Linked DNA regions of Homo sapiens: region 1 is linked to region 2. The links are chromatin loops, found by intact Hi-C in ENCODE. Cell type or tissue: ovary. All regions are shown on one strand. Each heading gives the region's core, and the rest is flanking DNA. Links, peaks and the distances in the headings are about the cores only. Region 1 overlaps CHST15 (carbohydrate sulfotransferase 15). Region 2 overlaps CHST15 (carbohydrate sulfotransferase 15).

Region 1 (11,307 bases), core at 5,677-8,176, 51 kb after region 2:
TGGACCAGGTCAGTTCTAGACTCCTTCCAGCTCTGAAATGTGACTCAGCTCTGCCCCAGCGCTTCCTCTTTGTTAGATTCGGGGCAGAAACAGCAGGATCTTTCATCATCTTGGGCCCCTAGGTCAGAGAGGACCTTTCTTCTGCTGTCTTTTTGACAGCTAGAGTCACACAAGAGGTTCAGGATTCAAGTGGCCTGAACGTGATGGCTGAACTTGAGGCCGGAGCTTTAGACATGTTGAAAGTCTCCTGCCTCTACTCCCAGGTACCCATCGTGGTACTCTTTGTTTCTTGAATTGCCATCGTCCCCCTTATGTCTTAAGGTCCGAGAGAGGAGGGGCCGTGCTTTCCTCCCCTGATCTGTCCCTGGTGCCAAGCACAATGCTGAGCACGGATTAGACACTAAGTTAATGCTTCCTGGATGGACGAAGGATGGATGGTGGCTGGATGGAAGGAAGACAGTCAGGTGGATGGACAAACGCCTCCATGGCTCTAAAACCAGTTCATTTTTGAGATCTGACAGAATTTGTGCCAATTTAGCTAGAGAGTTCACTTGTCCTTTATATTCTTATTCATTGTGAGTAGAATTTTCAAGGGACTTCTGATTGACTCGTTTTTTCTGTATCCTAGGGTATTATCTCTTTAAAAAAAGAAAGAACAAAAGGCCAGAACAGAGCTGTTCACCTGGATGTGATTACGCATCCGACAGAAATGATAGGGGCCTGCAGGGATATGATACACTTGTCACTGACCAAAGAGACTCAGTCATCTGGCTCAGTCTCTCCCCAGATAAGTAACTTTCAGATGTGTCCTGTGGTCCTTGGCAAACTGTCAGGAAATCAAGTGTAGAGCTGATTGATGAATTTCCTTTTTCCTAAACACACACATATACACACACACATACACGCACACACACTGTCTCTCCTCAAACCCTCAGGAAATTTGGCTTCATCCTCTGAGAGAGTCTGTGCTGTTGGAATGCCTGCCTGTGTCTTGGCATCACCTCTGTGCTGGGACGTGTGTTTGCCATTTACATCCTTCACTCGTGAGGACCATGATGAAATGTGAAACTGGCTGGGACCCAGTTCCCGTTCACCCAGGCTGCACTGAGTAGGCGCCAGCTGCGTGCAGAGCAGTCGCCTCGCAGGAGACAGGGCGTGTGAGCCCTGTGGCAAAGCCCCTCTCTCTTTTAGTCTTAGAGTATGCTCTGTGATGAACAGTTACAGCTTCAAGGAAGGAAATCACACTCAAATTCCTCATAAGGGTTAGTGTTCCCACCCTCCTCCTTTCTCCTGACGCTTTGGAAGGAAATCATCTAGTACCAGCTCCAGGCTCCTGGTCTGCTAGACCAGTTCTCGGCTCCTCCCGGCTCTGAAATGTGGCTCAGCTCTGCCCCAGCTCTTTCTCTTTGTTAGATCCTGGGCAGAAATGTCAAGGCCTTTCATCATCTTGGGCCCCCAGTTCAGAGAGAACTCCATCTATTATTACTAGAACCATCTACTGTATAGAACATATATTGGAATACTATACAGGAAAACCATTTTCAAAACCACCTATAATTTCCCACCTAGATAACTGCTGTTTATGTTTTGGCGTGTTTTTCTGACAGACTGCATTCTCAGTGGGCCCTTAAAATGCCACAGAGCTGTGCACTGTGAGCAAAGTTAAATACTGTGAAACTGGGGGCCCAGGTGCTAGGGAAGGTTTCATTTTTGCTCCCCTTGGAAAGAGGAGCTCAGGGGTGGGGGCACTCAGTGTTGCATGGATCGCCTGGACTTCCAGACAGAAGTTTTTGGGGTGGAGGTGGGGTGTGGCTGTGGCAGGGGGGGGCATCCAACCTTCTCTCTTTGGAGTCCCAGATGCCCGCAAAGGCTGACAGCTTGGCCTCTCCCGCTGCTTAAGAGGAAGGCATCGGGGCCAGGTGTGGCCTCTGGCACCTAGAGCCACTCCGTGGGAGCCTGAATCACACCCCTGCTCACTTGGAGTGTTTTCTGTTTCCAGGGGAGGCCAGTGCCTCCACGATGTGGGATAATAATGCCTGGACGTTCTTCTACGACAACAGCACGGATGGCGAGCCACCGTTTCTGACGCAGGACTTCATCCACGCCTTTCAGCCAAATGCCAGACTGATTGTCATGCTCAGGGACCCTGTGGAGAGGTGAGCAGTTTCTGTGTGTTGTATTTGGGGTGAGAAGAGGAACTTTTGAAGAACAGTGTTCCCCTCTCATGACAAATAAGATTTTGTCTCCTTTAGAAAAAATTAAACAGGTCGGGTACAGTGGCTCATGCCTGTAATCCCAGCACTTTGGGAGGCCGGGGTGGGTGGATCGCCTGAGGTCAGGAGTTCAAGACCAGCCTGGCCAACATGGTGAAACCCCATCTCTACTAAAAATACAAAAATTACCAGATGTGGTGGCACACTCCTATAGTCCCAGCTACTCGGGAGGCTGAGGCAGGAGAATCGCTTGAATCCAGGAGGCGGAGGCTGCAGTGGGCCAAGATGGTGCAACTGCACTCCAGCCTGGGTGTCAGAGTGAGACTCCATCTCAAAAAAAAAAATAAAATAAAATAAAAACAAACAAAAATAAACGGAACTTGCAACGTTACTGCTGTTTCTTACGTAAGTGTTATTCTTGAGGCTGTCCCCACTGAGTTGACACATGTTGCAGATGGTTTTCTTAACCATTCTGATCCTGGTCTGTGTGACTTCAGCCCCAGCAGGCCTGACCAGGGGCACAGGACGGTTCCTTGGTACTGTCAAGGCGAGGGAAACACCCTTAGAATCAGGGGTGTAAGCTTCTCCACGTGGTTTAACTCCTAGAATTCTGTGTCTCTCCACGTGGTTGATGCCTTTATCCTTGTCTGCGTTGAATGTACAGTTTCCAGCTTTCCTTGAGAGACCAAAAGGAAGAACAATGCTGAGCAGAGCAGCTTTGCTTTAAGATCAAGGGTTTCCCAGTGTGGGTGAGGCCAGGGTAGTGGGATATTGAACAGCCACTATGGGGCGGCCTGGCTGGCACTGGGCACTGCTTGCATCATTTATGCCTGTGTGAATGCAGAATCTCAGGGCTGCCAGGACCTGAAAATTATTTGGTCCAGTGCTCCCTCCAATACTTCCACATCAGAGCTAAGGGGGCACCTGTCTAATCCGAGGCCCTCTGAGTCAGGGAATTCTCCGCGCAAGATGGCCAGTGTAGCTTAGGACAGCTGTGTTCCTATTTTGAGACCAGGTCTGTTTTGGGGAAACATCCACTCATTGGTCCTCTTTCTTCTCCATAGAGTCAGACAGACCAAGTCTAATCCTTCCAAAACAGGAGAGGCTGGCGATATTTAAAGACAGGGACCACAGCCCTTTGTGTCTTATTTTCCTTTGGGCCAACTACATCTTCTTATGGATTGAATTGTGCCCCCCAAAAAGATAAGCTGAAGTTGTCTCCCCCAGTGTGTATGACTGTGACCTTATTTGGAAATAGGATCTTTCTTTGCAGATGCACTCCGGTTAAAATGAGGTCATACTGGATCAGGGTAGACCCTCACCCACCCTAAGACACAGGGAGCATGCCTCTTGACGAGGCTGGAGTGATGCTGCCACCAGCCAAGGGGTGCCAAGGAGTGCCGGCAGCCACCAGAAGCCAGGAGAGGAGTGGAACAGATTCTCCCCTGGCATCCCAGAGGAACCACCTCTGCCCCACACCTGGGTTTCAGACTCCAGCTTCCAGGACACTGAGGGAAGAAAGTCCTGTCATTACGCACCACGAGTTCGTGGTGATTTGTCCTGGCAGCCCCGGGAAACTGACCCCTGGGACCCCTTCTTCAGGTGGCATACCTTCCTGGCCCCACGTATTTGCCAATTATAACAATAAGGCGTGTTTGTTGTGGAAATTTTGGAACATATATTGGAAAACTGTTTTCAAACTATTAATTTCTCACCTAGATAACTACTATTTATGTTTTGGTGTATTTTCTTCCAGACTTTTCTATGCAAATAAGTGTGTGTGTGTGTGTGTGTGCACATGGGTGTGACAGGACAGTCTTATGTCCTGCTTCTTTCACTTTGCATTGTTGCCCCCCAGAAACATGCTTTAAAGTCTGCTCTGGTCACACTTCTGAGCTGATGTCCCTCTTGTGGAGTCTGCATGGCTCCCGCTGCTCTGAGTATGACCTGGTCAGGGAGAGGCTGGATCTGCCCTCCCTCAGCCCCAGCGCTCTGAGCCTGAGCTCTTGGTGGCTGTCCCGGTGCCATGCCTTCTAGCAGGTGCCAGGTGTGGTTTCGCTCCCTGCTCTCTGCATCTCCCAGCCCAGGACTTCTTCCACTCTGTTCTGAGGCAGGCACTGACTTGCCGTCCCTTGCCATGTCCCACCTGCTGGTTCCCGTGTTTTGGAGGCAGAAATCGGCCCTGCTGAGTGGTCTCCCTCCATCCAGCAGGGCTGACGCACACTAGCCGAGCTCTCATGGTGACATAACTGTCACCTCGAGCTGACCCCTCGCCGCCCCCGGAGGTGTTTGCATAGCTGCTCTGCCTCCCTCCCCGACACGGCCCCCAGCTGAAGGGCGCAAGTGCTCGGTGTGCTCATCAAATGTTTTCCTGTCGCTGCTGCTTAGTTCCTCATTCTGAGAAAGGTCAGACCACGCCTTAACCTCAGGGGCCGAGAGTGCACACAGCAGCCTTGTGTACTGTCTGGGCACAGAGAGGTGGGGGCCCATCTGTCGGGACTGGGTTTGGTGTGTGTCAGCCCTGCTCTGGGCCCTGGGAGACTGGAGCTCCCAGTGGGGACGTGGGCATGGCTGTGGTTGGTTGCAGTTCTGCAGAGTAGGAGGTGAGGAGAGTGGGGCTCCAGAGTGGGGAGATCCAGAAGGAACTGACCTGGAGAAGACTGATGCCAGACTGGGTTTTGAAGGATGAATAAGAGTTTGCTGTGTAAACAAGGCAGGAAGGTGGGTTAAGATGAAGCCTTCCAGGCAGAGAGGAGGACAGGTGCAAAGGAAAACACCACATGTTCTCCTGTTTAGGGTGGAGCCAAGGTCCCTGTTAGGGGTTGGAGCCAGGGTCCGTGTTAGGGGATGAAACCATGGGCCCTGTTAGGGGATGAAGCCAGGGTCCCTGTTAGGGGTGGAACCAGGGTCCCTGTTAGGGGGCGGAGCCAGGGTCCCTGTTAGGGGATGAAGCCAGGGTACCTATCAGGGGTAGAGCCGGGGTCCCTGTTAGGGGGTGGAACCAGGGTCCCTGTTAGGGGGTAGAGCCAGGGTCCCTATTAGGGGTGGAGCCAGGGTCTCTGTTAGGGGGCGGAGCCAGGGTCCCTGTTAGGGAGTGGAGCCAGGGTCCCTGTTAGGGGTGGAGCCAGGGTCCCTGTTAGTGGGTGGAGCCGGGGTACCTATCAGGGGTAGAGCCAGGGTCCCTGTTAGGGGTGGAGCCAGGGTCCCTGTTAGGGGATGAAGCCAGGGTCCCTGTTAGGGGGTAGAGCCAGGGTCCCCGTTAGGGGTGGAACCAGGGTCCCCGTTAGGGGGCGGAGCCGGGGTCCCCGTTAGGGGGCGGAGCCGGGGTCCCTGTTAGGGGGCGGAGCCGGGGTCCCTGTTAGGGGTGGAGCCGGCGTCCCTGTTAGGGGGTGGAGCCGGGGTACCTATCAGGGGTAGAGCCAGGGTCCCTGTTAGGGGGTAGAGCCAGGGTCCCTATTAGGGGGTAGAGCCAGGGTCCCTATTAGGGGGTAGAGCCAGGGTCCCTGTTAGGGGTGGAGCCAGGGTCCCTGTTAGGGGATGAAGCCAGGGTACCTATCAGGGGTAGAGCCAGGGTCCCTGTTAGGGAGTAGAGCCAGGGTCCCTGTTAGGGGTAGAACCAGGGTCCCCGTTAGGGGGCGGAGCCGGGGTCCCCGTTAGGGGCGGAGCCGGCGTCCCTGTTAGGGGGTGGAGCCGGCGTCCCTGTTAGGGGGTGGAGCCGGGGTCCCTGTTAGGGGGTGGAGCCGGGGTCCCTGTTAGGGGGTGGAGCCGGGGTCCCTGTTAGGGGGTAGAGCCGGGGTCCCTGTTAGGGGTGGAGCCAGGGTACCTATCAGGGGTGAAGCCAGGGTCCCTGTTAGGGGGTGGAGCCAGGGTCCCTGTTAGGGGATGAAGCCAGGGTCCCTGTTAGGGGATGAAGCCAGGGTCCCTGTTAGGGGTGGAGCCAGGGTCCCTGAGTATGTTTCTTTCTTCCTGGAGTTCTGGTCCCACCTCTGAGGATACCAACACCACAAAGGTGAGTGCTGGAACAGAAGACAGCAGCACCGTGCAGGTGCAAGCGGCTCAGCAAGGAGCAAGACCTGCCAAACTCTTCTCTCTTACCCCAGCCTGAGTCTGCCAGCTAGAAGGAGGCTCACAGTTCACAGCATGGTCCCCCCAAGTAGTCACCGTGTTTTCTTCTTTTAATAACAAATACTCTATGTATCCTAGGAACTGAATGTGAAAGCTTCTTGCCTCCCTGGTCCTCAGCCTAACAGAAATAGTTGGTCAATTCAAACACATATTCAGCCCCTGCCACAGGCTGGGTGCTGTGCTGGGCACTGAGCATACGTGCCCTGGTGAACAACAGTGGCGACCCAGTGCCTACCCCCTGGTAGCTGGTGCTTTATCAGAGAAGTGGGCGGCGGCTTCGTCATGGCTCATGTCCTGGTGCTGAGGGGAAGGGCAGGATGCCAGGGCAGCAGCGTGTGTTAGGACGCTGACCCAGGCCTTGCATTGCCTGCTGTACTAATTAGTACTGCTGCGGAAAAAGTTTGCCAAAACTTAGCAGCTTCAAACAGTTTCTGGGGGTCAGGAACCTGGGTGCAGCTTTACTGGGTCCTCTACTTAAGGTCTCTCATGAGGCTGTGACCTAGCTGTCATCAGGCTGGGGGTCGTCAATATGCTTGACTGCAGAAGGACCTGCTCCCAAGCGCACATGGTTGTGGGCAGAATTCAGCACCTCAAGAGCTGTTGGAATGAGGGCTTCACATCTTTGCTGGCTTTTGGCGAGAGGCTACCCTCCATACCTCACCACAGGGCCTCTCCGGTATGGCTGCAGGCTTTATCCAAGCCAGCAAGCTAGAGCGTCTGCTAGCAGATTAGAAGTCACGATTTTTTCTAACCTAGTCATGAGTGTGAAATCCCATCGTCATTGCCATATTCTGTTGGTTAGAAGTGAGTCATGAGGTCTAGCCACACTCAGTGGGAAGACACTACAGGGTGTGAATACCAAGAACCGGGGATCACTGAGGACCGTCCTAGGAGTCAGCCACCTCCCGTTCTGCACCTGATCCTCAGGAAACTGGGGCCTGGGCTTTGCAGCCGGGAGAGTAGCTTCCAGCTTGATCCCAGCTCTAGTGGCAGAGGAAGTGTGTTTATGTGCATATTTTCTGTGTAAGTTACTGACATAGCAGCTGTTTCATTTCTTCTTAAACATTTATAAAAATAAGTAACAATAGGAATTTCTTCTTTTTCGAAGCCCATGACCCATGGCCTGTCTGAAATGGTTGGCGCGTTTCCCATCTCAGCCAGAAAGGATGATAAATACTGTGTGTTTAGGTCACTCTTGAAGAAACAAACACTCTGAGCCCAAGTTCCATCAGTCTAACGGGATCCTGGGCCATTAGCCCTGTTCTGTGACCTTGCACTTCTGGAAGCAGGAGATTTTGGGGGTTGCTGGCTGCAAGTTGGATTGGTCCAAGTTGTTCTTTTCCTTCTATAAATTGGCTTGGAGAGGGGAAATACCACTTTTATTTTTAGTTTTAGGTTCACATTCAGCCTAATTGATCCAAAGTAGAGGGTTTGAAAATGTTGGAATTTTAAGCAAAGTCAAATCACTTTTAAATTTCCAGAGAAGGAGTCAAGTGGCAAGTCCATTTTTTTTTTTTTTTTCTGGAGGAGAACAGAGGAATAATGGAAACAAGTGGATGGGATGGTTCATATGGCCAAAGAAGCCAGCCAAGAATTCATGTTCCAGTTTCCTCTCTGTAAGAGATCATGACAATTTAAAACTAGCTTGATGCATTCCTATGCTAAATTGGCCCAGTTAATTAAAAAGAAGCCACCAATTGCAAGCAGAATTTTTCTTTATTTAATCCCATTCGTAAGTGGTAAAGACTATTCTTTTCAAATGCATCTCACATTAGCCTCCTGCCTCTTCATTTGTGAGACAGTTGATAGTGTTTGTCTCTTAATTCAGAGGCAGTTATAGCCCCCGTTAAATGTGAAAAATGCGTGGAAGGTGCTGGCACCTCCAACCTAGTTGCATTCCTCCTTTATTCAAGGGACATTTGGAGTGGGGTCATGTACCATCTGTTAAGGATTTTACCGTGTCTATGTTTGGGGTTTGATTCTGTGTGTAGTCTTAATGCAATGCCCAGAAACAACCCACCACAGGAATGGTTCATTTTCCCATTCTGTGATGATGAGTCCAAAGGGAAGGAGAACTCAGCTTGGCGAAGAATTCAAACTCGATTTTGACCCAAACCCCTGGAGTCTTGGAACCTGGCTAGTTCTTTTCTTCATCTGCTTATATAAACTGATTTTTTAAACAACCCGTTGGACTGGTCAAATGATTCAGTTATGACGATAAACTAGGAAAGGAAGCAGGCTTTTAATGAAATGGATTCTGTTATAGGCAGTCACTCATGGGGACACAGAGGAATAGCAGGGCTGAACATTTGGGCAGGAATCCTGGTTTCATCAGTTTCACTCTGTCTGCAGAGTGTGTGAGGGGGCCTCAGGGTGGTGCACAGCTTTCACCCGCTGAGTGTCTGGGAGGTGTACCGGGGTCATGGTGGCAGGAACACAGGCATTGGAACCCCAGCCCTGTCACTTACTGCTCTGTAAACTGGGACAAGAAACTTAACCTCTCTGTGCCTTATTTTCTCATCGGTAAAATGGGGGAAGATAGTCCTACCTCCAGGGTAGTGAGAGTTAAATGACTTAATATTTGTAGTAACGTGTTTAAACAGTGCTTGACAAATGGAAAATATGTAACTATTATTATTATTAGGTATCAGTTATTACTAATAATAACAATAAACTGATCACTCATTTACTCACTCCCCAGAGTTGCAAACCACATAACCAAGTTTTGGTCAACAGTGGACCCCATATATGATGGTGGCCCCGTAAAGTTATAATCCCGTGTTTTCATTGTGCCTTTTCTATGCTTCAATACATAAATTCTAACTCTTATGTTACAACTGCTCACAGGATTCCTGCGGTACAGGCTGACAGCATAGGAGCAGTAGGCTGTACCTCGCCACCTAGGTGTGTAGGGGGCTGTGCCATCTGGGTTTCTGTGAACACTCTATGACATTCACATAATGACATCACCTACTGATGCATTTCTCAGAACATATATATCCCTGCTGTTAAGTGACGCCTGGCTGTATTTATTGAACACCCTTGATGTGCTAGATGCAAGCTGTACATAGGAGAGGAAAATCCATCCCGTTTGCTCTCATGGAGCCTCTGTCTAGTTGAGGGAGTAGGGCCAGGCTTCATGTAAATGACTGAGCTGGGGCAGCCCCTCAGAGCTATCTCTGGGTGAGGCTTCTCCCATCCACCCATCATTGGACAGGACCACCTGTGGAGGCTTAACCTTGGTTGCTGCTGGTGGTCTCTTCAGCTGAGGCTCGTTCCCAGGAGGGACTGGGCTGTGAGTTATTAGCAGGATGGCTCCCCAGTTTTGCAAAGCTCTGTAAATAGGAAGGACCCGGTATTTGTGGATGCCTAAGCCTGGATGCACCTCATTCACCTACTTCCACATCAGAGGGAGCAGGATGCCCGCCCTAGGGCAAAAGCCAGCACACACAGAAGGGAGCTGAGCCGGATTCATGCCTTCGAACCGCAGCGGAACTTTGACTTGAGAATCTCTCTTGCTATTCAGGCAGCACCGGAAGCCCCTCTCCAAACAGCTCAACTTCCCCCAGCCCCTAGAAGCACTGATTGAAAGCCCTGGATGTGTTCTCAATCAGAAGAGAGCCTGGCACTGGGAATGTCATGCGATGTTTTCTCTAGAACAGATTTGCACAAGGATTAAAACGCAGGCTGTTCCTAGCACTGAGGGATTCATTATTGATTTAAACCATCTCAAAGGGAAATTAGGAGAACGCCTCTGTGGAGAAGAGACGGAATGAGGAGAAAGCCGTGGGGATGTAGAGGTTGCAGCAATAGCCACGGATCGATTTCTCTTTCTCACCTCTCCCTCCAGCTCTCACTCTTTCCTTTCCTCTAAGATTTTGGAAGATTAAGAATTACAAGGGTCCTTGTGAGGACTACTGTAGTGCGGTGTCTTTATTGAAGCTGCCTATTGATTCCTGGTGGGTTCAGGCATTTTGCTTCCCAGAAGCTGCCTGTTGACACACCTTGATATGGGCCCTGGAAGCGGCACGAGGTCACTTTAATAGGACTGAGCTGTTGAGCCACCTGAGGTCAAGGGGGTTGGCCTCGATCACAGAGCGGGGAGGGAGAGCTGGCAGCGCCCAGGCCAGAAGGACAGCTCGGGTCTTTGTGAAGGGGTTCTCTGAAGACTGTTCAGGAGGGACTGCCTGGTGAGGCGCCACATCTTGTTATTGGTGGGAGAAAAACCACCAAGCTGAAAACTCCCAAGTGCTGAACACTGTTTATGTTTTGGGGAAATGTTTGTGAAGTCCTTGGCAGTCCTGTGTATTCCCACATGATTGTTTGGAAAGGACGGTTCCGAGCAGGAGGAACACTATAGGGAAAAAGAGCTCCGTTGTGTCTGTATCTGCAGAGATCCTAAGGTGAGATGTGTGCCCGCTGGGCTGGGATCAGGGAGGGCACTTAGAAACGACCCTGGGGCAGCCACAGTTCAGGGACCTGTCTCACCCGGAGTTCTGGGCTGCTTAGTGAGGTTGACGCTGTTGAAGGAGGGGGTGGCAGCACATGTCACATACTGGCCCCGCCCCGGTGTGCAGTGGCCATTGCCCTGCAGTGAGGGGCCCACACCCTGCGCCTGGCTTTATAACCAGGGGTAGCCCGCCAATCCTCAGTGCACCCCAGTTTTCTTGCTTGTAGAAACATCTGCCATGAGAGTCACTGGTGAATCACGAGAAGGTGCTTTGTAAACCACGCCAGGCTCGGAGATGTCAGGGATGCTTGGTGTCGCCTCTGAGAAGTGCTGCCTCCCAGTCTGTGAACAGTTACCGGGGCCCTGTGATTGGATGCTCTGGAAGGAACAAAGAGGGGCTGGGAACCCCACTCGTGCACAAGGAACCTAGGGCCTGGTAGGAAATAGAATGGCCCCAACAAACAGGGCACCTGCCATTCATTTGGGCGTTTTTAGGACCAAACATGGATGTTTGTAACT
Region 2 (11,307 bases), core at 5,200-7,699:
TCTAAGTAGGTAGGTTTTTGCAAACAAGTTTTTCTCCCCCAAGTTCCTGAGAAACTGTCAGAAGATTTTCTTTCTTGCCACCTCCTAGATGGGCACACAGAGCTGGTGAGGTAAAGTGGCTTGTTATGGCCTTCCTGTGGGCACATAGGTGAGCTGGAGGTGGAGCTGCAGGTCTGGGCTTCCCTCCAAAGTCCAGCTCCGGAGGAGAGCCAGCTCAGGAGCCCTCTGCAGAAGTCCAACCCTGTCTTTGCGGCTCTCTCCTCTGGGCTTTGGATGATTGCAGTGAGCTGGCTTGTAGGTGAAGCATGCAGGGGTAATTCATCCAGGATATTGTCCAGGGGGGTGGCAGGCAGGTCGGCCCACAGTGGTCACATGTGTGCCTTGCTTTTCTTGGATGATCAAAGCTCGCCATGTCTGAGCCACTGTCCTGGCCAGGGACCCAGCACGGTCACCGTGGCTGCTGTGAGGGCTGCAGTTTCCTTCCACACCTTTGTCATCCCTGGTTGCTGCTGCCCCTGGCCAGGAAAAGTGAGATATCAGAAACATTTGATTTTTCACATGCCTGGAAGAGAGAAGATTAATTCCTGCATCAAGAAGAAGTGTTTGGGGAAAGGTTGGTAACGTGGGAAGCGGATTCTACTTATTTGGCGTCTTGAGAAACAGCAGACAAGAAATTCCAAGTTAACTAGCTGGGCCCCAGGAGTCTGCAGTAGGGGAAGCTGTAGATTAGTGCTGGACTGTGGTAGTCCAAGCCATTTCGAGTTCGGCTGGAAGGTCCCCTGCTAGTGGAGGGGGCTGGGGAGAAGAGGGAGACCCCAGGGCTGTCCTGAACAGGTGAGCACATGCCCATCTACAGGGGACAGACTAGACTCAGCTCCAGCCAGTTGGGGGGAAAACAGTGTCAACAGGTCTTGTGAATTTTCGAGAGGATTCTCCAGCCTGGGTATTTAAATGTGGGCTCAAATTCTAGAAGTATGGTAGAGGGTTAGGGGTGAGTGCCCTTCCAGGAGGTCTGAAGCTTGCCATCTGGCCCGGTGCTTATCTATTGGGAAGGGTGTCACTGCATCAGAGAGCAGGGCACAGGAGCCACACCCATTGTGGGCCCAGGGACTAAGAACTGATGGCTGCCCATCATGCCTGCGGCCAGGTCCCTAGGCTGGAGGTGAGGCGGGCAGAGCTCCTTCATGTACTCGTGTGCCATGTGTTCATTCAGCAGCTGTTGAATGAATTGCCATGATGTAGAAAGTCATCTGCATGAACCTTTTCATATAATTCCTTTCACCAAATAGATCCTACAGCTGAGCCTCTGGGATGATTTGGCGGGGCTAGGACAGACAGGGTCCCAGCCCTCATGGGATGGGGACAAGCGGAATTGGCTGTGTAGACAGACAAATGGTCCAGAAGCTGCCATAAGAGCCCAGAAGGGTGGTGATGCAAAGCAAGGCTTGGGAGCAGGGGTCAGGGAGTGGAGGGTGGACTCGGGGGAGTGTGAGGAGTCTCCTTTTCAGGTGTGGACATTGAATTTCAGAGCAGTGGGTGGGAGGCACCCACCCCCTGAACAGGGGATGCTCAGGTATGATATTAAGTTGGGAGTGACTTGCCCAAGGTCACATAGCCAGTAAGTGGAAAGTCAGGGGGTCTCTGATCTCCAGCTCTTGGCCAGCTCCTTCATCTCCACTGTACTGGGCTGAGGCCTCTTAGAAACTCCCAGAGGTGTGGACACTCCCTGTAATTGGCAGCTGTCATTTTTCCCATCTACACGTTCAGGCCCTGTCCCCGTTCCTAGGGCCTCAGCAGGCCCAGGATTGCAGAGATGCCATTTGGAGCATATTTGTATGAAAGAAGAGTCGTCTAAATTCTAAAAGCAGAGACTGTTTTTAAAAGTGGTAGCTGACTTGGGAGTGTCATTGATCTGAGCAATCAGCCAGCGGACTTCTCTTTAGCAGCTTGTGATTTGGAAGTGACTCAGTCACTGGTGAGAATCACGCAGCCTCCCTCCCCTTCTGGTCTGTAAAGGGGATGCTCAGGTATGAGATTAAGTTACTTCAAAGGGTCACTCTGTTCCAGTGCTGTGAATGAGGAGATCATGTTTGCACTTAGCTGGCTAAGTGTTGGGAGGCTGAGTGTTTCCACTGCTCAAGGCATTTCTTCATTGGCCTGCAGTATGAGGGTCTGATTTCTTTACTGAGATAGTTTCTCCTTTCAAATAAAGCACTGGGACAAAATGATTTATGTGTAGACCTGTGTCTCCACAGCAGGAGATGGACCATAAATGGAACAGTTATCTAATTAGTGTGTCCAGTCTAGGTGTCTAGTTAGGAGTGTCCAGGAAGAAGGAGAAAGGTTTTGTGTCCATTTGGGCCAACATAGATTTTTTAAATTGTAACTATGGGAGTTGGGGAGGAAGACAGTTCATCGCAAGACCTATCACGTGCTGCGTCCCTATAGGTTTGAAGCTGGCCCTCTGCTAGACAGGTCACACAGGTATATCCCTTTGTGTCCTTTAAAGGGCTGGGAAGCTGTTGGAGATGACACACACCAAGCTCTCAGCCATCCGGATGTGCAGGAGGAGGGATTGGGAATGACGGTAGAGGCAGGAGGGAAATAAGGGGGTGAGGGGAGAAGAACAACTGTGGCTCCAGAAGGAGGAGGCGGCGTGAATCAGCAAGTGGTTAAGTTGTGGGGAGGTGGCAAGTGGGAAGCAGTTTCTCATCTTCGCTGATTTCCAAAGGGATGGAGAGGAAAGGAGGCTGTCTGCAGCAGGACCTGCAGCGTTTCTGCCCTGCAACCCTGGGCCAGGTGCATGGGGGCAGAGAGCCAGCGCTCAGCACAGAGCACAGCACTCAGATCAGTGGGCGAGGCGGAGCTCGTGCAAGTCAGAGTTATGTAACGCCGTTGACAGGCACCTTATGGGGCTTGGCAAAGTGCAGCAGGAGCCCGGGGTAGCGACTTTGAGATTGGAGTGTTCCGGGAAGACTTCGCCCCCTGGCTTGAGGGCGGGTGTCTTTTCAGAGTTAATACCTGCCAGTGCTTGGCACAGTGCCTGGCATCCAGTAAGTGCTCAGTAAACACTGGCTCGGGTGATATTCTTCAGCCCCGGAGCTCCTAACCGTGCATGTCTCCATATTTGATTCCAGTATATTCTACCTCAAAGGATATAGGCAGGAGCCCCTGCAAGCCTTGGCTCCAGCTAGGTTTCCTTAGGGTGGTGGCTTCACTCTCTGGACTCTGTCTCCTCATCTGTGCGAGGAGAACACTGGTAAACAGCTACCCTTCAAGACCCTTCAGCTGACCTTGCAGCCAGGCTGTGGAGCAGCTCCGCTGTGCCCATATTTGATGCAATTAACCAGAGAGAGGAGACCGCGTGGCTCTAGGTGGAACTGTGCTGGTGTAGCTCGCTTGTGAATGTTACATCTCACCCCACTCTCAGCTTAAAAGAGCCCAGAGGGGGCCTGGAGGGCGGGGGGGTGGGGGCTCCTGGCTTCGGCAGGCTCTCCCTGATGCCTATTTTACATTTCTAGAACTTATCGTGGCCCAGGCCTCTTAGATCTCTGAAGAAAGTAAGGCTGGCAGATCCTCAAAAGCAGAGGGTATCATTATAATGGAAACTTGGACACTTTCCAGAATTGCATTTGTGGTAAAAATATTGAAACAGACAGTCCAGGCACCCAGGTGCCTGGAAAATACCCCAACATGGGCAAATAATTAGATACAGGCCAGGCACAATTATGTTTTTCTGACAATAGGCTGGAACTCGGTGGCTTAGCATTTTCTCTTGAAACAGAATACGCCCCTGCCGGACCCTTTTGCTCCCTGTGGTCAAAAAGATAGTGGTGTGGCCAGCAAGGGGGAGGGCATACAAGGAGAAGTGGCGATCCCATCCCTCCCAGGGTGGCCCTGGATCTATCTCAGGGAGGTTCTGTCCTGCTTTTGCTTTTCTGTGTCCCTGTAGGTAGCTGTCCCGAGGGACTGGGCCCGTGGCACCTTTGCTAGGAGGCCAGAGCCTGCATTTCAGAGTCTAAGAGGTCGAGAGAGGTGTAAGATGTATTATCTTACCCTTCCACGAAAGTGGTCTGGGCAGCTGTGTTCCCTTTTGTAACCCCTGGCAGCTCACTCATGCTGATGGCGGTAAGTTCACCTGTACCTTCACGTTTCTTGTCAGCCAAATATTTGGCGCCCGTGACACGGAAGCTCTTTTAGCCCAGGTGTTAGATCGCATAGGCACTGGGTGGGGCAGGGCAGGTAGTGGGTTGAGCCTGGGATCCACGCTGACTCAGGTTCAAGTTCATGCAGTGCTGCTTCGTCCCATTACTGTGGCTCTGAACAAGTGGCTTAGCTTGCATCTCGGTTTCCCCATCTGTAAAATGGGGTTAATGATCTCTACCTGGTTGGGTGGCTTGAGTATTTGAAATAGTACAATTCAGGGTTCAGGGGAGCTCCCCACATGGAATCACTTTTTTCTGGGTGAGGTCTAAACCTATGGAGAGATAGAGGAGGAGGAGGAGGAGGAGGAGGAGGAGGAAGGCAGGTGGAAATCCACATGCGATGGCTGTTCCCGACTGCAGCTGTTGTTGGAGAATGTGGCTGAACCAGTGGGCAAGGAAGTGGGGAACAGGGGCAGTCAGGCAGACCCGCCCACCCCATTGCCTGCGGAGCTGGAGGAGCCTCTCCCAGCAGGGCGAAGGGCCTCCTTACCATGGGGAAAGGCAGGGCTGGGCTGTCATGTCCACGCCCTCCTTCCATATTCCTGGGATGGTGTAGAAACCACCACGTATAGACAACAGGAAAGTTACACAGGGGAGCTTCCTCCTCATGGAAGGAAACATCTGGGGTGGCGGAGAACAGTCGCCCTGTGGCAAGGAATATGATGTGCTGGGCTCCGTGCCCGGCCCACGGTTGGAGGGTGGTCAATGGCATCTGTTAGGTACGTACTTGGTAGAAGTGGCCACAGTGTGTCAAATCGGTGTTGTTGTCTGCTGTAGGAAATAATCTGGCTTTAAATTCAAGAACATCTCTTTCCTACTTGTTGGCAGAGCATGATTGAGGTAATGGTGATCCATGGATCTCAAGGTCACATTCTAAGTTGAACGCAATTCACAGGGAGCTGAGGTAGTGGTTGACTCCTAGCCTGGGCCTGGAGAAGCTTCTCTGCCTCCTCTCTCTTGGTCCCAGCCCCCCACAGGGCCTGTGCTTTTACCAGACCTGGTTCTGTGTTTGCAACGAGACGCCTGGCCAGCCGGGCCTGGACCTGGCTACACTTGGGTCCCCCGGCCACTGGAGAGGGGGAGCCCCCACATTTGCCTACTTCATCATCGAGCCCCCCACCCCCACTGCCTTCAGGAAGCGTTTGCCAGTCATTCTTGCTATCTGCTCCCCGTACCTCCCTTCCCCAGCCAGGTGTGGATCCTTCCTCCTCTGAGCTTCTGCAGTTTTCCTCTGTTGTATTTCTCAACCTTGACCCTGTCCCACACTGTGCTGGGCTCCAGTTTCCTGGGTGCAGTCTGCTCTCCCAGCCTGATGAGGCTCTCTTCAGGAGGAGGGTGTCTGGGGCTCACGGTACATCCATGTAGCTGGACTCTCACTTAGTGGCCAGTGACTGCCATGTGCTGCATTAACGCGTCAATTAAAAATGATTCTTCCAAAGGCTAGGTTCTCCTGGAGGTTTTATGTGAACACTGAGTTTGATAGTGTGGCACAGGAGAGCTCACACTTGTCACTCAATTTCCCAAGGAGTCGAGAGTCTAATGGAATAACCTTGGATTTCCTGGCATTAGGTTTTGGGGCTATTAAAACATAGTGACCACAGTTTTTTGTGTCTTGAGAGCCTTAGGGGAAAATGTTATGGAAATTTGGTTGTTGTTTCAGGAATATAAGCGGAGCCGTCTACTCAGGCGAGAAATGTGGAGGCTGCTGGTGTTTCTTATAGCTGGTATAAATAGCTTGGCTTCAAGTTCCATGCTCCTTTGTTTGGAATGTAAATATTTGCATTAAAAATATAAAGTATGTCCTGGCATGTATTTTTAGGGACTATAATTTCCAAACCCCAAATCAGACTATGGGTCTACTGAGGATTAATTTTCTCTGCTTTGTGAACCTGTGTATGTAAAGAGTCTTCCAAATGTACACACCAAACCCTGTTTGCTTTGTGCATGGAAGGAACCGCCAGGATTACAAGAAAGCAGGGTTGCCCCGGGGAGTGTGGGCCGAGGGCTTGTGTTTCTCTCCACACACTTCTGATGGTTCTGCCTGGTAGCTGCAGCGGCTCAGGGCGGTGGGGTGGAGGAGTTTTGGCCGAGATCTTGTGGGTATCATCAGGGGCCTGGCTTCTCTGTTGTTGGTTTCCTGGACATCCAGGTGGGGATTTGGCTGCAGCTGGCTGACCTCTGTGTCACGTAACCAGACGCTTGACTTTGGAGTTGCAGTTGCTCTAGGAAGATGTTCGGGAGTTTTAGTGCCCTTTCTGTGGTCTGGTGGAGGGAGCAGGAGGTTCTCATGTCCGGTTCAGAGGTGAACTGTGAAGGCCTCTGTGTGGTGTCTTCCTCCACTGGATTCCTGGGGGCTGTTTAGCTTTAATTTTTCTATGAAGGACAACCTGGATGATTGGTTAATCCCTTACTGTGGGTGGGATGTCATCTCTGGTCTGGCCTCGGCCTGTTCTCGGTAGTGGGGGGCTTGATGGGCAGCAGGAGCTGGGCAGGCCATTTGCCCCTGGTATGGGGGAGCTTGTTCCTAAGGCTCTCTGGGCAGCCTTCAATGGTCACCTTCTGGCCCAAAGGCTCTAACGGAGAAGGTTGGGCCATGGAGGTCAGCTGGCCTGCAGGGGAGGACCGAATGCAGGTGGGCCCCCAACTGGCAACCTCCCTCTTGTCTCATCACAGGATGAAGGGCAGATGAGAAGACAGCCAGGAGGGTCCTGGGCCCTCAGCTGTGACTCCCCGAGAGGCAGGTACCAAGGGCTTCCTTTGTCCTTGCTTCCCAGCCAGCGCGTGGCCCCTGCCCTTGGGAGGGTCAGCTCCTCCTCCGTCCCACTGAACACTGATGCCTCAGGACTGGACTCCTTGGGGCAGCAGAGACCCTTCCGTCTTTCCTTCCCTAGCTCTGCCTTGCAAAGGTGCAGCCTCCTGAGCCTCAGAGTGTCTGACATCTCTCTGCCTAGGCACCCTCTCTGAAACATTGTGTGGGCTTAGAAACCGTGAGCCTTGGGAAGGACCATCTTCCTCTGAGCTCTGGGCGTGTTGAACTGCGGAGGCTTACCACTTCCTCGCCTGTGGTCATCTCCAGCCTGACCCATGGTGGCGTGATCCTCTCTCATCATCCGTCACAGTTTTTAATAAAGAAAATATGTTCCAGAAAGGCCGAGTCCCCATGCCGCATCAGGTCAGTGATCCAAGTGCATTATAGTGAAAGTCAGAGGAAATAGCTGCTTTTAGGACACGCTGAACTTGCCTAAGAAAGTTATTAGTGGGAATAAATGAGGGGGAAGAAAGCATGCTCCGACTAACGAGAACAGTATCAGCCTGACATTTTGTGTCGTCCTAACTTTGAAAAGCTATTTATACCCACTTGCTAGCAGTTTCTATGAGAAATTAGATATGAGGAGATGTACAGAAGAGAAGAGTGGGAGCTGGGTGACTGTGAGCTCCTCCTCAGAAACATCTTCCAGGCAAAAAAAAGGAAAAGAAAAAATCATTTGCTCACCTATCGACAATAGAAAATCCAGGGATCTTTTGCATTGTATAAAATTTGGCTCAGAGAAGAAAAATGATGTATTGAAAAGAAGATGAAGCTTCAGTTGCCATTTGAGTGGTGGAAAATAAATTTGCTTTCGGCCCTTAAAATGGAAATAAGTCGATAGAAAAATGCAGGCCTGCCCCCTTTTGAGTCAGCAGTTTTTTTGGTTGATGAAAGGGTGAGAAGACGTGCTCACTGGAAGTCACCCGCTGGATCACTTAGGAAGCCGCAGAAGTGCCGAAGGACATGCATGTGTATCTTTCAAAGTTCTCAACTGATTTATTAAAAAAAATCATAAAGCAGACTTTTGAAAAACCTGTTCAATCTATTCTTCTTTAACAGCTTTACTGAAATGTAATGCACACACCATAAAATTCACCCAAAGTATACAATTCCATGTTTTTTAGTATATTGACAGATACGTGCAACCACTACCACAGCTAATTTTAGAACTTTTTTTAATCTCAAAAAGACATCTTGTACACCTTAGCTATCACCCCTTTATCTCCCCATTCCCCTACATGTACCCTTCAGCCTTGAGCAACCACAAATCTACTTCTTGTCTCTGTCCAGCCCAATTCCTCTATTGTGGACTTTCGTATGAGCAGAATCACATAGAATGAGGTCTTTTGTGACTGGCTTCTTTTACTCTGTGTAACTGTCATGGTTCATCCATGCTGTGGCATGCGTCAGCACTTCCTTCCTTTTCATGGCTGAATAATATTCCATCGCAGGGATAGACCACAGTTTCATGGATCCATTTGTCCATTGATAGACATTTGGGTGGTCTCCACCTTTGGCTCTTATGAATGAGGCGGCCATAAACGTTTGTGTACAAGCTTCTTTGGGTGTGGACATGTGTTTCCGTTTCTAGGGTTATGTTTTATGAGACGTTTTCACTTTCTTCTAATAATAAGATTCATTTTTTAAACAACACTCTTTCCCTGGCCCTAGAAAAGGCTTTGTTCTTAGATGGGATCCCGATCCCCCTGTCAGTGATCCTGGCTGAGATACTGAATTGTCTGAATTTTAGAGCTGGAAAGGCCTTCGGGCGAACGTGGTTCAGCCCCTTTTTATAGATGGGGAAGCTGAGGGCCAGAGAGGCCACACATAAAGAGACAGGATTGAATACCGGTTTTTGGAGTTACAATCCAATTACTCCAAAAGTTCTCCCTAAACTCTTACTAAAACCCCAGGTTGCCTTCTTGACTGGCCTGGGGCAGCAGATTAAGGTGGGTTGGGTGAACAGATGGTGGTTAGCTTGCCCTCTTTTATGTGATTATGGGTCAAGGTTTTCAGTCATCCAATGTACTCTTGCCTGTTTTCCTTTCACCCATCTGTCTGTCCATCCAATGTCCATCTGATGTCCGAGGCCCAGAACATCTCCCCATCCACCAGCGGCCGAATAAGAACAGCACCTTGTGGCGCCAGCATCTTTCTAGTTCTTTCTCCCCTGCGGTGATGGGCGGCCCGGCTGCTTATCCGGGGAATAATTAAATTAGGAACCAATTCAGAGAATGAAATTTTATCTGATTTGGCCAAGCCCGTAATAAGCAAGGGGCTGTAATTGTGACTCCAGGATACATTAGGAAGTTGTTTTTTCAAGGGTACGCTGGGTGAAAGCATTGAAAGAAATATGTGGAGACCAGGCCGGGAGATCTCCCTGGGCCAGGTTTCTTGCATGGCCTGGGGGTGTGGTCCCACAGGGCGGCTGTGTCCTCAGGCTGGTCCTTCCAGCGTTTATGTTTCCAGGCACCATTTAGCTCTGATGAGGTAGATAAAAGTGTTTTGTGGCTGGAGTGTTCTCTGTGCTTAGGAAAGTTCTGTTAAAATCCTTATGGATATCTATCTCATTGTTATCACTGATATTCTAAAGCACCTTTACAACTGTAATAAGAAGTAAACTTGGCAGAAACTCTGTGGCTATAAATCAGGGGTGCCGCTTTGCAACCCCCACGGAGCTTATTGAAAGAAATGCACATACTTTGGTCCTACATCAGCTGTTACATCAAGTCTCCGGGGATGGATGCTGGGCATTTGTGTGTGTGTGCACGCGTGTGTGTGTGCATGCGTGCATGTGTGTGCATGCGTGCATGTGTGTGCATGCATGGACCTGGATTCGTTAAGCTCTTTAGCTAAGAAACGCTGAGGGAACTTAGCAGTGATTGTAATCATTCTTCTAATGAGAATTTCCAGTTCTCCTATGGCAAAGATAAGGGACAGATAATTAGCACAGTGGTCTCAGGAATGAGCCTCATTTGTCCTCAATCTGTGATGAGACTTTGTGACTGTCTTTGAGTTTCATGTTCAGATTCCCTGATTGTAACTAACACACATTGTTCATCACTTGGTAGCAGTGGTGGAATTTTAGATCTGTTTTTCTCTTGGGGAAGGACCCCATTCTCATCCCCACAGTGGCCCAGGCTGGAGGCCCAGGAGTCTCCTTTGACAGATAGCTGGTCAGTGCAGAATTGCTTCCTTTGTGTCTCTGCCACTGGAAGGTTATCTGTTCCTTCAGAACAGGAAATGTGTCTTATTCAACGTGGCATCCCCAGGGCCTAGTCCATGGGAAAGAATGATTGGGCCGATGGACAGACAGATGGGTGAAAGGAAAACAGGCAAGAGTATAGTGAATAATTGAAAACTTTGACCCATAGTGCAGGGATGGTGAGTGTCTTTCAGATCGTCTGTTTATAGCTGGGGAAACGGAGGCCTGCAGAAGTCAGTGACTTGCCCTAATCCTTCAGCTTTGATCAAGAAGAACATTGGGGAGCCTGGCCCTTCAATGTCTTCAACTCTTCTGACTCAGGCTCTGCACATCCTCTTGAGAGTCACCCTCCAGTGAAAAGAACTCTTTATTGAGGCCCTGCTGTGTACCCCATGCTGTTCTAGGAGCTGGGGATCTAGCAGTGAGTTAGACACACAGGGTCCCAGTGCTCACAGAGGGCATATCCTCATGGAGAGAGACAGGCAGCAGACAAGGTCGCAAATATCAGAGAATAGACAGGCATAAGGGCCATGTGCTGGAGTGACCAGCTGGTGTGCGGGAAAGGCCTTTCCACAAAGGTGACATCTCCGTTGATTCTTGAATGTTCAGAGGGTGCTGCTGTCTGATGCTTGGAAGGAGGGAACAGTCAGTGCCAGGACCCCAAGGGGAGAACCTGTTGATGGGATGGGATTCATTTATGCTCGGGAGAAAGAGACTTGGTTTATTGGACGCCTGGGTTGATTTTCTTCTCTTCTGCATCCTCTGCACTGACATTTGCAGCTCTGCCTTCTCCCCGTCCCGTCTCTGGGTGAAGAACACCTGTCCGATGCTCGCTGGCCTGCAGCTGCTGCAGAGTTTCAGAAAACAGGGCTAGCAAAAAACAAAGCAAAACCCCAACATCCCTGTCCTCTCACTAAGGGCTTGGCTGGGGAGGCAGAGTTATTTTTATGTAAGCACATGCTTGAGGGGGTACGTCTTGGGGTGGGCAGCTGAAACCACACTCATAAAAACAAGACCGAAATAGGACTGTGAATTCCCAAAGGTGAACACAGGCCGTTAACTTGAATTTGGTGACAGTTCCATGCAGC

What was found. A loop is a pair of places that touch in the nucleus more often than their neighbours do. Peaks named below come from ENCODE experiments on the same cell type or tissue, not always from the same donor. Only the 100,000 strongest peaks of a DNase experiment are listed, where the experiment ranks them.
Region 1: a loop joins it to region 2, with 6 times the contacts of the local background. A loop is called at or near these places in 21 of 110 quality-filtered maps.

Annotation. Positions count from the first base shown.
Region 1 is chr10:124,029,364-124,040,670 of GRCh38, reverse strand. It overlaps CHST15 (carbohydrate sulfotransferase 15), which reads left to right. Exons shown (of 8, transcript NM_001270764.2): 5 at 2,000-2,156. Among named protein-coding and RNA genes, the nearest start is that of CHST15, 59 kb to the left of the region's middle. RefSeq lists a silencer at 4,451-4,500 and enhancers at 6,106-6,627, 6,628-7,150. In ovary, for the core only: no CTCF peak of the experiment used is centred there; DNase peaks (open chromatin) are centred at 6,620 and 7,264; H3K27ac peaks cover 2,404 bases.
Region 2 is chr10:124,079,871-124,091,177 of GRCh38, reverse strand. All of the region lies in intron 1 of CHST15 (carbohydrate sulfotransferase 15), which reads left to right. Among named protein-coding and RNA genes, the nearest start is that of CHST15, 8.1 kb to the left of the region's middle. In ovary, for the core only: no CTCF peak of the experiment used is centred there; no DNase peak of the experiment used is centred there; H3K27ac peaks cover 788 bases.